Regions from separate parts of the Homo sapiens genome. Here region 1 is linked to region 2. Evidence: read pairs that join two places in POLR2A ChIA-PET (ENCODE). Cell type or tissue: PC-9. All regions are shown on one strand.

The links. ChIA-PET counts read pairs that join two places held together with the same protein. Peaks named below come from ENCODE experiments on the same cell type or tissue, not always from the same donor. Only the 100,000 strongest peaks of a DNase experiment are listed, where the experiment ranks them.
Region 1: POLR2A ChIA-PET joins it to region 2 with 10 read pairs; 3 of 35 experiments call an interaction of 5 or more read pairs at or near these places.

What each region holds. Positions count from the first base shown.
Region 1 is chr6:109,919,709-109,922,208 of GRCh38, reverse strand. No RefSeq gene overlaps it. Among named protein-coding and RNA genes, the nearest start is that of GPR6, 57 kb to the left of the region's middle. In PC-9, no CTCF peak of the experiment used is centred here; no DNase peak of the experiment used is centred here.
Region 2 is chr6:109,792,810-109,795,309 of GRCh38, reverse strand. All of the region lies in intron 21 of FIG4 (FIG4 phosphoinositide 5-phosphatase), which reads right to left. Among named protein-coding and RNA genes, the nearest start is that of FIG4, 100 kb to the right of the region's middle. In PC-9, no CTCF peak of the experiment used is centred here; DNase peaks (open chromatin) are centred at 983 and 1,409; H3K27ac peaks cover 2,399 bases.

The sequences.
Region 1 (2,500 bases), 130 kb before region 2:
ACTCCCCTAAATGTAGAACTTTGTGTTTCCTGTACAGTATGTCCTCTCCTGGGGACACAGAGAACCCATGCTAATAAGGGCTATGCACATTTTGTTGTTCTTTAAAATTTTTTCTCAGAAGGCAAAGCACTAAGAACCTGGGAATTTTCTTTTTGGTAAGAGAGATGAGCAATTGCAAGTGGTGTGATTAGGACTGTCTCTTCACAAATATGACTGAGATCAATTTATCTAGCCTGAGTAGCTCTAGGAAAACAGGAGGGTGGAGCTGCAGGAGGACAGAGCCATTCATCTCATTGCCACATCTTGATTTCTTCTTATTCCACGCAATAAGGAGACAGATGCAAAAGGAGGCAACAAAATGGCTTTTAAATGCTAACTAAGCATCAGGTGCACCCTGATTCCATGGCGATAGAAGCTTCTGCATTTGGGACCCTCCCACCTCCCAGACCTTGCCCTGTTCCACTCGGCTGTTGACTCTTCCATTTGGCTGTTCCTGAGTTGTATCCTTTATAATAAACCATAGTCATAAGTATTTAAAAAAAAAAAAACAAAATTAACCTGCTGGGCACGGTGGCTCACACCTGTAATCCCAGCACTTTGGGAGGCCAAGGCGGGTGGATCACCTGAGGTCAGGAGTTCAAGACCAGCCTGGCCAACATGGTGAAACCCCGTCTCAACTAAAAATACAAAAAAAAAAAAAAAAAAAACCTGGGCGTGGTGGCAGGTGCCTGTAATCCCAGCTACTTTGGGAGGCTGAGGCAAGAGAATCACTTGAACCTAGGAGGCAGAGGTTGCAGTGAGCCGAGATGGTGCCATTGCACTCCAGCCTGGGCAACAAGAGTGAAACTCTGTCTTAAAAAAAAAAAAAATTAACCAAGTATCAGAATATATGTTGATCACTAAAGTGAGGATGGTAAATGTTTGCAATGATCTTTTTGAGAAGCCATTCCAGTGATTCAGCACTCTTAAAAATCTGATGAGTGAAACAGAAAGGGTGGACAAGGACAATGACTGTCCAGCCGTTGACAACCCTATCAGTCATCATGACAACACATCCTTCCAGCATGTAAATGCGGTGCTGGGCCTGTACCTCGGAACAGTGAGCAACGCGTTTCTGACAACATGGATTCCTCAGGGCCGGTGATATGGCCCTTCTGTGTTTCTGTGCTAGGGAGAGCAAGAGAATTGCTGGTCGATACCTTCATCGAAGGAATCAGGCACTGCACACTGTGGAATCCAGGGGCAAAGAAAGGGCTGAGTGGCGGGAGCGTTGGGGAATGGGTCTGGTAAAGCTTCATGGTGGAAGGGACTTTTCTGTAGGGCTTTCGCAGAGAGAGGACATGTAGAGGAGAGGAGGGCTTCCTGGTGTGTGCTGGGCTGAGGGGGTGTGAGATGAGACACAAGGCGAGAGGAGGAGTGCAGAGCTCTCTGGGCTGAAGAGTGATCCCGGGTGATGATGATCTTGGAGAAACAAGGTATGTGACATGGAGTCAAATGGCAAGGGGACAGTGAGAACACTGTCATTCATACTAGGTGAGCAGCGATTTCCATTTCAGGCCCTAACCTGTACAGCTTGAAAAATGCTTTGCAAATGGTGAAGGGAGATCCTAGTACTAATGCTGTTGCCCTCAGCCAAGGTTTTTTTTGTTTTTGTTTTTGTTTTTTTTGGTAGAGATGGGGGTCTTACTTTGTTGCCCAGGTTGGTCTCAAACTCCTGGCCTCAAGCGATCCTCCCACCTTGGCCTCCAAAGCACTAAGATTACGGGCATAAGCCACCACGTCCAGCCCTATTAGCCAAGGTTTTTTTTCTGGAAGAAGCATAAGGGGGGTTTCTGCTTTTCTTTAGTTCTTTTCTCTCATTTAGTAAGAAAAACATGTTCTATTCAACTGTGGCCAGAAACAGAACTCACTAAACGGAGAATGTTTACCCTCTATCTCCAGGAAGTTTAAAAATGTTTTCAAAACCTTTAAAAATATAAGAATAATTTTATTAGAGAGGCTTTCAGGATGCTCCTATTAATGTATGTACATTTCAACAAATATTTATACACCTGTGTCATGTATGAGGTGCCCAGCTAGGTGCTGAGAATAAGGTGCACAGCAGGGATGAGAGCAGGAGTCAGGGCACACAGCACCCCAGAAGGACAACAGGAGTCAGGGCACACAGCACCCCCGGTGGGACGGCAGGAGTCAGGGCACACGGCACCCCAGAGGGACAGCAGGAGTCAGGGCACACAGCACCCCGGTGGGACGGCAGGAGTCAGGGCACACGGCTACCCGCAGTGTGAGAGGACCACACTACAGTGTGTGCACGCCAGAGACACAGGCACCCCTGACCGTAGTGGAGCTCCGCTGAGCCACTCCCTCTTCCAGCTTTTCTCTGAAGCCTATCAACACTCCCGGTAGACACCATGGACTCTTTCTTCACCTCTTAGCATCTACAAAATGGAGATAAGAATAATAATACCTACCTCACAATGTGGTGAGAATTAAATACAGT
Region 2 (2,500 bases):
TAAACTTCTTAAATCAGGTGTACAATCACTGCCAGAGTTTTCTAAAAACTGGCAAGTGTCGGGAGGCTGAGGCAGGAGAATGGCGTGAACCCCGGAAGCGGAGCTTGCAGTGAGCCGAGATTGCGCCACTGCAGTCCACAGTCCCGCCTGGGCGACAGAGCGAGACTCCGTCTCAAAAAAAAAAAAAAAAAAAAAAAAAAAAAAAAAAAAAAAACTGGCAAGTGTATGAAGCTTTGAGGAAGTAAGTAGAAAGCTTTCAGGTCTGGTAAAATAGCAAACCAAAGATACTAGAAAAGGTGAGGGAAAAGGAAGACATAGACAGCGGGGCTCAGCAATTAGAAAAAAACTACAAAACCGAGAAATCCTTAGGCGTCCAAAGGTGGGCAAGGCCTAAGGTAGGAAAAACAGGCAGAAGAATGGGAAGCTGGAAGACAGGCTGCGGAAACCACTTCTAGCTGTGTGGCTTCCCTTCTCCACTGGTTCTGTGATAGGCCAGGTGGGAGCTGTTACATGCAAGCCAGGCTAGGTCACTGTCTACTATGTGCACAAACATAGCCAGCCAACTGAGTGCAGAAACGGGGTGGCAGGGGCACCTGCCAATTCAGCGCAGAACTACCTGGGCTCTAGCCCTGCCTTGAAACTCTCCCCTTTGGATCAGAGGAGGCACTAAGAAAGCTCCAGAGCCTAGCTGAGCCAAAAGTGGGTGCCAATCAGTCCCTGAACATCCCTTGGTCACCCTCTGGCACAGTTACCCCACAGATACTGATGGAGGGAGGATTCCTCTGCCTACTGCAATGCCCATGGCAGATGGAGAGGGGAGATATTCCAGGGCAGGCAAGGCAGTAAGGGCAGTGTGCCCACAGGAAGGGGTACTCACAGGGAAAGAATGATCAGCCCCGTTTCTCCCCTTCCCCCAAGGTCTGCATCATAAGCAGAGGCAGCTGATTATGATCAAGAGAACAAAAAGGAGGGAACAGCCTAAAATCCCACGGTACCCAGAAACACAGGATATGACTCCTGGATAAGGCACTAAATGGCTCTACTTGCTGCGCTATTAGCCCATAAAAGGGGATAATATCTTTTTAATCTACTACAGAATTGCCTAAAGAACAAACAAAACAGTGTAAACTGTTATACAATGAAAGGAGGTATTATCTTCAGAATATCAAACACAGAATTTTATTCTAGGACATGGGTTCCTCCCTCCCCTGAAGTAACCCCTTCAATCCTTGGCACATACACTCATTCCCTCTGCAATAAACAAAGTCATATTACTCAGTCAGTAACTTCAGATAATTCATTCTTCAGGCCACATGGTTTGTAAAGGCCCACTTCAACTACTACAGAGTTTGGCTACAGAGTTCTGACAGCCATGATGAATAAGTACTGTGTGTTTGTGTGTCAGAGTGAGGAGGGTGTGGCTGTGCTCTGATGACTAAATTGGCTTCCAGTCAATGACGCATATTCAAAAAAGTGCAAGTTACAGGAGCTGCTTTGGCAGTCAGGAAATGCTGTGCATTTTATATTTTATATATTATAGAGTAGTTTTTATTAATTGAAATGAAAAGCTGACAATATCTAATTCAATGGATTCTGTAAATGAAATGCCCTCATTTAAAAATAACTGAAGATCAGTGCTCATTTTATATTATACAATTTACATTTTACAGACACATTTACAAATTTGTATAAGTGGAACTGTATTCATATGCAATAATCAAGTCTTCTAAATCCATGTATTAAGCTGAGGAGGTGTTTGCAATGTTCTCATCAGGTTCGTGGGGATTTCTGAGTGAAGGATTCTTTTGAGAATCTGCTAAATCTATCTTCTCAAAAGGACACACATACACACGAAATTATGCACATGATTTCAGGGAATGCCTTATGGGTATCCCCTCCTTTCAACTAGATTTGCCTAATAAAGGCCTATAACATTGTGAATTAGCACCCTATTATTACTGTTTTCTTTTTCCTCCTCAGTCACCACTCCCACCAGCATCCAGGACCTAAAGTGATGCAAGGTCCTCATTTGTCAATATCCCAGATTTATTTTGTGAGAAGGGACTTTGATCTTGAGGATTTAGAAATGCAGGAATGTACTGGTACTTTGGTTTGTAGTTTACATATGAGCAGTGCAGATACCTGCATGCATCATAAATTTTTATCATTGAGGGGCAGAGTCTCAGGCATTTAGCACTTTAACTCTGTATATAAATCAATGTTTCAGAATTTGACCGCCTCAATGCTGAAACTGCATTTTAAGTGGAATTCATTTTCTTCTGTATTGCTGACTATTTTCATTTCTTAAAAGTTATATTAGGCTGGACGCAGTGGCTCACACCTGTAATCTTAGCACTTTGGGAGGCTGAGGTGGGCGGATTGCCTGAGCTCAGGAGTTTGAGGCTAGCCTGGGCAACACAGTGAAACCCCGTCTCTACTAAAATATAAAAAATTAGCCAGGCATAGTGGCGTGCACCTGCAATCCCAGCTACTCAGGAGC